Linked DNA regions of Mus musculus: all the other regions are linked to region 1. The links are chromatin loops, found by intact Hi-C in ENCODE. Cell type or tissue: heart. All regions are shown on one strand. Region 1 holds the start of Amigo3 (adhesion molecule with Ig like domain 3). Region 2 holds the start of Inka1 (inka box actin regulator 1). Region 3 holds the start of Ip6k1 (inositol hexaphosphate kinase 1).

Region 1 (2,500 bases):
CTGGTGCCAGCGCCGGAGCAGGTGGTAGAGGCTGCAGTCACAGGGCAGCGGGTTGTTGTGCAGGTAGAGCCTGTTCTTGAGATAAGTTGGCAGTGCAGCCAACTCAGGGATGGAGATATGTTTCAGCCAGTTGGAGGAGAGGTCCAGAGTCCGCAGGCGGGTTAACCCCAGACCGTGCAAGTGGTTGAAAGAGAAAGAGGAGAGCTCGTTGCAGCTGAGATAGAGGTGGCTAAGCATGCGCAGGCCCTGGAAGGCATCCAGGTCCAAGTGCATCAGGCTGTTATTGAACAGAAGTAACTTCTCCAGCTCCTCCAGGCCATCCAGGTCATGGGTATGGAGCATCCTTAACATATTAGAGGACAGGTCAAGTGTCCTCAGGCCACTGGCATTGGTGAACGCACCATGGCCCAGGACTTCCAGCTTATTATAGCCTAGGTGCAAGGCACGCAGCCGGGAGAGGGGCGCTAACCACCCCGGGTGCAGGCGTTTGAGTGCGTTGTGGCTCAAATCGAGTTCTGCAGCAGTGGTAGGCAGTGCTACCGGCAAGTCCTGTAACCCACGGCCCGCACAGCTCAACACATCGGCAGCACAGATGCATATATCGGGGCAGTTGTGGGGAGCAGGAGGCAGAACATCCTCCAAGTCTGAAGTGCCCAATCCAGCACCCAACATGCATAGTAGTATACCTGATAGCACTAGCCAGGCCATGCCAGTGACTACCAGGGAAGATATGGGGACAGCTCAGTGCAGGTCAACAGCTCCAAGACTCACCTACTTCTGCACAGGCTTGCGGATTGTGGTTCCCTATGGCCCATGGCTCGAGAGGCACAACGCTGGCTCCCCCTGCCCAGCCGGCTTCTCCTGCTCTTCTGGTCTGGGTTGTGAGGTGGGGCCCGCAGCCCTTCTTCTAGCTTCTCCAAGAGCTTTCTGACTGGATTCTAAGTACTAGCTAGGAAATGACCGCTCAGGGGCGGGGACCTAAGTTCCCATTGGCTCCTGCTGTTAAGGGGCGGAGCAGCCACATCTCTTGGCACTTAAAAAGCCAGTGTGGCCACCAGAGGGCCCCAGTGTCCCAGTCTGCTTGGCTGGAAGCCTGACTTCCCTCTTGAAGAGCAAAAGGACTTAGGGGAGAATGCCTTCAGCCCTCAGAGGATTGGTGTGTAATGGGGTAGGTGGAGTCCTTGCTGCTCTCTTAGATTTACTTATGTCTGTGTATGTGAGCATTCGTGCAGACGTCGGACGACGACTTGTGAGGTTCTGGGGATCAGACCCAAGTTACCATAGCTGGTAGCAAGCACCTTTTTATCAATAGCACCCTTCTCTTTAAACTGGTATTCAGGTCATGTGGGACCAAACACCTGGGAGGGTTGGTAAGTAATAGGGGGGAGAGTGGAGGCATAATAATGAGCGAGGCCTCTGGATATTCATCTGTCCCACGTGGAGAAAATGTTCACACAGGCTCAAAGCCTTCCTACGACCTATGCACCCTCCCCTACCTAGGACAGAGCAAGCCACCTCTGTGCTCCTGGCTGATCCCTGCTTCCAGCTTCGTTCCATATGCTATCTCCTGGGGCAGCCAGAGCCCCTAGCACCTGGCACTACCTTGCCTGCCCCTGACCGGAAACGCTTCTCTCTACAGAGTTGTAAGTGAACCAGCGGGTGGGTCAGGTCAGGGAAGAGTTTCAGGATCCTCAATAGCAAATTCCCTGCCTGGGAGTATTCAAGAGGCACTGAGTTCTCAGACGACAGGGGCCCTGATGCTACCTACTACTGATGCAGATACAGATTATATCAGCGCTGAGGAGCTGGCCCAGGTGGAACAGATGCTGGCTCACCTGACCGCTGCATCTGCCCAGGCGGCCGCCGCCTCCCTGGTGAGTGTGGCATAACAGAGGCCGTTTTACTAATCTGTAAACACCAGGACAGGGGTAAGGATCCCAGCCCAACTCCTCCACTCTGCCCTGTAGCCCACCAATGAAGAGGACCTCTGCCCAATCTGCTACGCCCACCCCATCTCTGCTGTGTTCCAGCCTTGTGGTCACAAATCCTGCAAGTAAGTGGGCCCCATGGACTTGGGGAGGCAAATTAGGACGCACGAGGTAGCACTCCTTCCCTCCCCTCTTGTAGAGCCTGCATCAACCAGCACCTGATGAACAACAAGGACTGCTTCTTCTGCAAAGCCACCATTGTATCTGTAGAGGACTGGGACAAGGCAGCCAACACAAGCGCCATGTCCTCAGCTGCCTAGGCCATCCTGGAAGCTCCGCCATCAGCCGCAGACCGGGCCCTGTTTACCCATCACCCTCACTCTTACCACTTCCACCCACCCATCTGCCTGTGTGTAGCCTCGCTGGTGGGAGCCTGAGCTTGACTTCCAGTCCAGGCTACAGTGAGCATTAAATTATTATTCCAAACAGCCCTGGGCCCGCTCTTCTTGAGGGAGTGGGGGCTTGTGGGTTACACCCAGCAGGGTCCTGTCCATGTCTGTCCCCACCAGAAG
Region 2 (2,500 bases), 66 kb after region 1:
GTTACATGTGTATAAATCCTACAGCATCTAGCCAAAAGATTCTGCTTTCAGAGCTGTCCTTCTGCCTGCGCCCCTTCCTTCCTGTGATGTTTTTCTAACTGCAGACCAGATCATAGCTGAGGGTCCCTTCGCTGGTTTCATAGTCCTTAAAAACAAAACAAAACAAACACCTAACTAAAACCAAGGAACCACACCCAGGGGGTAAAGGCTCCAAGTATTTAGACAGCAGTTTCAACAGCTGTGCAGAGCTAGCTCCCATGCTGCTCTGTAATTCACAGATTATCCCAGTTTTACAGAGAATCCAGGCCTATTTGGATCTGGCCCACATGCTTTCTACCGGACCATACAGCTGTGAGGCCAGCTTTGGTGTACTCTTCAGTCTTTGTCACCATCGTGACCGGCAGCGCTGTCTATGGGAAGGGGAAGCAGAGGTTTCTTCCTCCTGGGTGATTTTAATGGCAGTGCCATCCATCCAGCTGTTCACACTGGAAACTTGGAGGCCATGCTTTACCTACCTGCATCAGTCAGGCTAGAGTTTAGCTCTAGATTCTGGAGTCTAGAACGATGCTTCTGATTACCCTCTGGGTTCAGAACCAGGCTTTCAGACACACACCCTTGCCTGGGATAAAGGCTAGAACCTCCTTTGATTGCAGAGTTCTTCTCCTAAAACAACTGTATCTCGCAGAAAACAGCCTGGGTCATTCCTTTTAAAAAGCTCCATGCTCTCTCTATGGTACCAAAAATAAAGCCCAGAGACTCCCCTAAGTCTTCTTATGGTTTTGATGACTTCTCTCCATTCACAGACCCCTGACCCATCCGTCACACACATCTGTGTTTTCCTTTCGTTTGGTCTGCCTAGCCCTGTCCCTCAATATACTTTACATTGGCAGACCCTTTCACCTAAAATGCCCTTCCTCACTGGACTCAAATGGATTGATCTGATATCAGCCATATCTTTTTAAGAGTTCTCTATCCCTTAACTGAACTCATTGTCCTCGTTCTCCTGTTATTTTTTGTCTGAGGATAGATTCAACCTGTCTTCAGTTCGACTGTACCTCTGGTTATGGAGTGGCCTCAGGGGAAAGGCTTTAAACAATCGAGCCAAAGAGCAGTTTTCCTCTTCCATTCCTGCATGCCATTGTGAGGGTGTAGTGAGGATGCAGACCATAGCCCCGCGATCCCCACTAGAGGGCGGTCCAGCCTATCTCGGCTCAGATCAGGCCGGAGGGAAGGTGGAGGGGATTTTGCCTTGGCCATTCCCTTACTCTCTCTGTCTTAAGGCTCTTCACTGACTATTCGCCGGCCGGAAGGAATTTCGGTCCTATCATTTCCAGGGATGGTCAAGGCCAGCCTGGACAGACCCCGAGTGGGCCACAACCTTGTCAAATCAGAAGATAAGGCGCGCCGGGCGGTGGTGGCGCACGCCTTTAATCCCAGCACTTGGGAGGCAGAGGCAGGCGGATTTCTGAGTTCGAGGCCAGCCTGGTCTACAGAGTAAGTTCCAGGCCAGCCAGGGCTACACAGAGAAACCCTGTCTCGAAAACAAAAAACAAACAAACAAACAAAAAAGAAGAAGAAAGTGCCCACACGTGGGTGTGGCATCGGGCCCCAGTACAAGAAACCGCTATTTCACCAGGGGACAAATTGCACGGGACGAACGTGCGGGGGCGGGAGGGGGTCGTGTCGGGACTGCGTTACAGCCGGGTTAACTAAACTTTTTGAGACATAAAGGGGTCCTGAGCTGCACTCTGGTCTCCCGTGCTACTACAGCCGGGCTCCACCAGCAGAGTGGGGGCTGGAGGGCGGGGCTGAAAGGGGCAGGACAACTTCATCCTGCCCCGCCTCCATTGGCTAGGGCGCCGGGGAGGGGCGGGGCGCGGCTGCCAGATGTTGGGGCGGCAGCGGCGGGAGCTACCGAGAGCAAGGAGCCTTAGAGTAAGGCAAGGGTGAGGACGCCACCACCCGCGGGCCGACCCGGCCCACTCTGCGCCGCTCCCGCGGGTGATCGGCGGGTGAGCCGGCCGACCTGGAGAGTGTACAGCACCAGCACCAGCATGCACAGCGCTCGGCTTGACAGCTTCCTGAGCCAGCTCCGCTGGGAACTGGTGAGTCTTTGGAGTGGGTGTGGTTGTGAAGATGTGTGTGGGGTGCGTGGCTGCCGCCTGGATGGAACAACAAACGGCAACCGGGTGGACTCCGGGTACCCATCTGAGTCAGGATGGGGGCAGGGTAGCGCGCTACAGATGGCCCAGATGGCCCGCTTCGGGTTTCTGACGGTTGGGAATTGTTCTGGGCATCAGGTAACAGGCGCCCAGCTGGCCGTGCTAGCGGCAGGGGTTGGCGGGGAAGGAGAGTTGGGGAAGAGAAGTTTCTTTTGGGGACCGACAGGGAGCACCCAGGGCCTAAAGAAGTGCTGTGCTGCTGTGGACATCCCCTACCACGGGCTGGCCTGTACCTCCTTCCTCTACTCTGCCTGCCCGCCCTGGTGGCGCGTGCTGAC
Region 3 (2,500 bases), 50 kb after region 1:
ATGCATAAATACTACTCAAGTCCCCTCTCCTCACAACTTGCTGCCTCGGCCGGCTGCATTCAGCCCAGTCTCCCAAAGGTATCATCTCCAGCCCAGGGTGCTGGTTTCTCCCAAAATTAAACGTTCAGAGGAGGCATGATCCTAACAGACATTACGAGCACACCTCCTGCTTGGCCTCCTTAATCGTCTTTTGTGGGTTTCATATGACGACAACATACAAGACACCTGTGTGGCGAACCTAAGGGACCCTGGGTAAAAATGTGATTTACAGCAGCCAGGACCCTTTCTAGAGCTGCATACTCTTTTGGGGATTGCCAGCCCCGCCTCCATCTTGACTCTAAGCTTGACTCGCTGTTTTCATCAAGCATCAACAGCTTTCAGCTCTGCTTTTGTCTGCAGACAGGGTCTTGCTAGGTAGCTCTGCCTGGCCCGCCCGCAACCCATGGCAATCCTCCTCCTTCAGCCTAGTGCATGAGCTCCCATACCCTAGTTCAGTTTTTGTTTTTAATAGTCCCAACACTCCTACGTCTCCTAACGGACTGTCTCTTTAAGAGACAAAATTAATCAAATCATCATCATCCTTATCCTCCTAAACCACATACTCCAAGTCGAGCACCAAACAACTTATACCCCAAATAAAACTCTGCCACTGTGGACATTTAGCTAGGTTCTTCAAGAAGCAGTAAACAGTGAGCCCTGAAGAGCACGGAAGACGCCGAGGGATCTCGGTGATGCCAGGCAGAGGATCATAGCCCTACCAAAAGCACAGGGCCCCGATACCACCCTCCTTGGCTCAGAAGGCATTTTAGGCCTGTTTCGTCTCATCTTAGTCTCAAGCGGCCTGAAAATTTACTCGCAGGAGTATGAAATCTTAAGAGCGACGTAACGTTTATCGCTGATTTGGAGGAACGTTACGGCCGGGAGAACGAGCTGGCAGCAACCACGTCTCAGCACGCCGGCTCTCAGGCACCCAGGGATTCGGTCTGAAAGGCAGGTTTCCCGGTACCCCGCCGGCCGGTCCCAGGGCTCAGGGCTCTCCGACCTCCACCCGGGCTGCCCACCCAGCCTCCGTGTCAACATCTGGGAGGCTCGGCGGAAGGCCAACCAGGATGCTGGAATGATGTTCCAGTGATGCTCGCCCCAAGTCCCGACCCTACCTACGCGCGCCAGCAACAACCCCGCGCCCGCCGCCACCCTCGCCGTGGGTGTCGGGCGGGTCTTTTGGCCCGACTCCTGTCACTCACCGGCCCGACTCGGGCAGCGGGCGCCCAAGGCTCCCCACGGGAGCTGGGCCCCCCGGGCCTCCAGGTCTCGGCCCGCCCCCCTGGCAGGCGGCGCTGGTGGCTGAGCCCCGCAGCAGCGGCCCCTCACCGGCCGCTCGGTCCAGCTCCTGGCGCTGCCCACTGGGTACGGATCAACAACAAGATGGCGGCCAGCCGAGGGGGCGGGGGCCGGGCGTCATAGTAACCAAGGACAGCAAAGAACCCGCCCCTAACTGAGGTTATCTCCAATCAATAGCCTCTTCTTGGGACGCCTGAAGGAGTTCTTCGCGTTGATTCGTCAACTGTTCCGTCAGTCAGGGCGTGCCTCTCGTGCAGAATGCCTGGGGCACGTGACTGTGACGGCAGGAATTGACGCATGCGCGCCATTCTCAGGTTTGCTAGCAGTGGAGCTTTTAGCAGCGATGGGGGTGATGCTGGAGAGCCCTTCGTTTTCTCACCTGCGCAATCGTTTCGGTTTTGAGCTGGCAGCGTTTATCATCCTCTCGCACACACTTAGGGAATGTCATAGGTACGGTATTTGCTTTGTCCCCTGCCTCTGTGCTTGGGATCGTCCCTAGTTAACTGGTGAGGAAACTGAGGCGCAGAAAAGAGCCTGAGCCAAGGTCACACAGTCTTAGGAAGTGGTGGCGATGGGTCCTTCTACTCTTCTAGCTCCGGAGTTAGTGTTTTCTAAGCGTCTCCCAGCGTTGTCTCTCACCAGTCCCGAGGCACAGCCGTCTGTGCTACCTCTTCGATTTCGGCTTCCCCTTTCCCCGGCTTATTTTGCATAAGAATTCAATCTGCAACCAGCTCAAGTCTCAGCACATAGTGATCGCTCTTATTTGCCTCAGAGCACCGTTAAGTTCCTGTGACACAGTGTCTTTTTGCCCTTGGCTATCATGATCTATCTCCAAGGCAAACTATGAGTCCGAAAATGACCATCCCTTGTTCTCCATAAGTAGACACCTAACCCGGGGCTTTTGGCTTCAAGGTTAGGATACATCACAGCACCTGGTCCCACACCAAAACGCCCTAACTCTGAGAACTTTGAGCTTTAGCTTCTCTTTAGTTGCTCTGTCTATAAAATGAAGATGAACAAGAAACAGACTTAATAAGCTCTTAGAGTAAGCCAAGTACTCAGGAAAAAACACTTATAGCCGCTCAGGCTGCTGAAACTGAAGTCTCTAACACTCTTCTTTTGATAGACACCCCATTAAGAGAGATGGTTCAGTGGTTAA

Evidence for each region. A loop is a pair of places that touch in the nucleus more often than their neighbours do. Peaks named below come from ENCODE experiments on the same cell type or tissue, not always from the same donor. Only the 100,000 strongest peaks of a DNase experiment are listed, where the experiment ranks them.
Region 2: it touches region 1 in a loop (2.4-fold over the local background); 4 of 42 quality-filtered maps call a loop at or near these places.
Region 3: it touches region 1 in a loop (2.1-fold over the local background); 10 of 42 quality-filtered maps call a loop at or near these places.

The regions. Positions count from the first base shown.
Region 1 is chr9:108,051,588-108,054,087 of GRCm38, reverse strand. It overlaps Gmppb (GDP-mannose pyrophosphorylase B), which reads right to left. Exons shown (of 9, transcript NM_177910.4): 9 at 2,168-2,500. It overlaps Rnf123 (ring finger protein 123), which reads left to right. Exons shown (of 39, transcript NM_032543.2): 36 at 1,501-1,643; 37 at 1,780-1,874; 38 at 1,968-2,053; 39 at 2,128-2,416. The coding sequence ends at 2,248. Amigo3 (adhesion molecule with Ig like domain 3) reads right to left here and starts at 929. Exons shown (of 1, transcript NM_177275.4): 1 at 1-929. The coding sequence starts at 708. In heart, a CTCF peak has its summit at 1,037 (motif pointing right); DNase peaks (open chromatin) are centred at 337, 997, 2,067 and 2,387; H3K4me3 peaks cover 618 bases; H3K27ac peaks cover 612 bases.
Region 2 is chr9:107,985,302-107,987,801 of GRCm38, reverse strand. It overlaps Inka1 (inka box actin regulator 1), which reads left to right and starts at 1,886. Exons shown (of 2, transcript NM_026597.3): 1 at 1,886-2,105. The coding sequence starts at 2,055. In heart, a CTCF peak has its summit at 1,179 (motif pointing right); DNase peaks (open chromatin) are centred at 1,221, 1,991 and 2,481; H3K4me3 peaks cover 1,533 bases; H3K27ac peaks cover 1,765 bases.
Region 3 is chr9:108,001,567-108,004,066 of GRCm38, reverse strand. It overlaps Ip6k1 (inositol hexaphosphate kinase 1), which reads right to left and starts at 1,419. Exons shown (of 6, transcript NM_013785.2): 1 at 1,245-1,419. 4930535L15Rik (RIKEN cDNA 4930535L15 gene) reads left to right here and starts at 1,648. Exons shown (of 4, transcript NR_166685.1): 1 at 1,648-1,791. In heart, no CTCF peak of the experiment used is centred here; DNase peaks (open chromatin) are centred at 296 and 1,556; H3K4me3 peaks cover 2,500 bases; H3K27ac peaks cover 2,500 bases.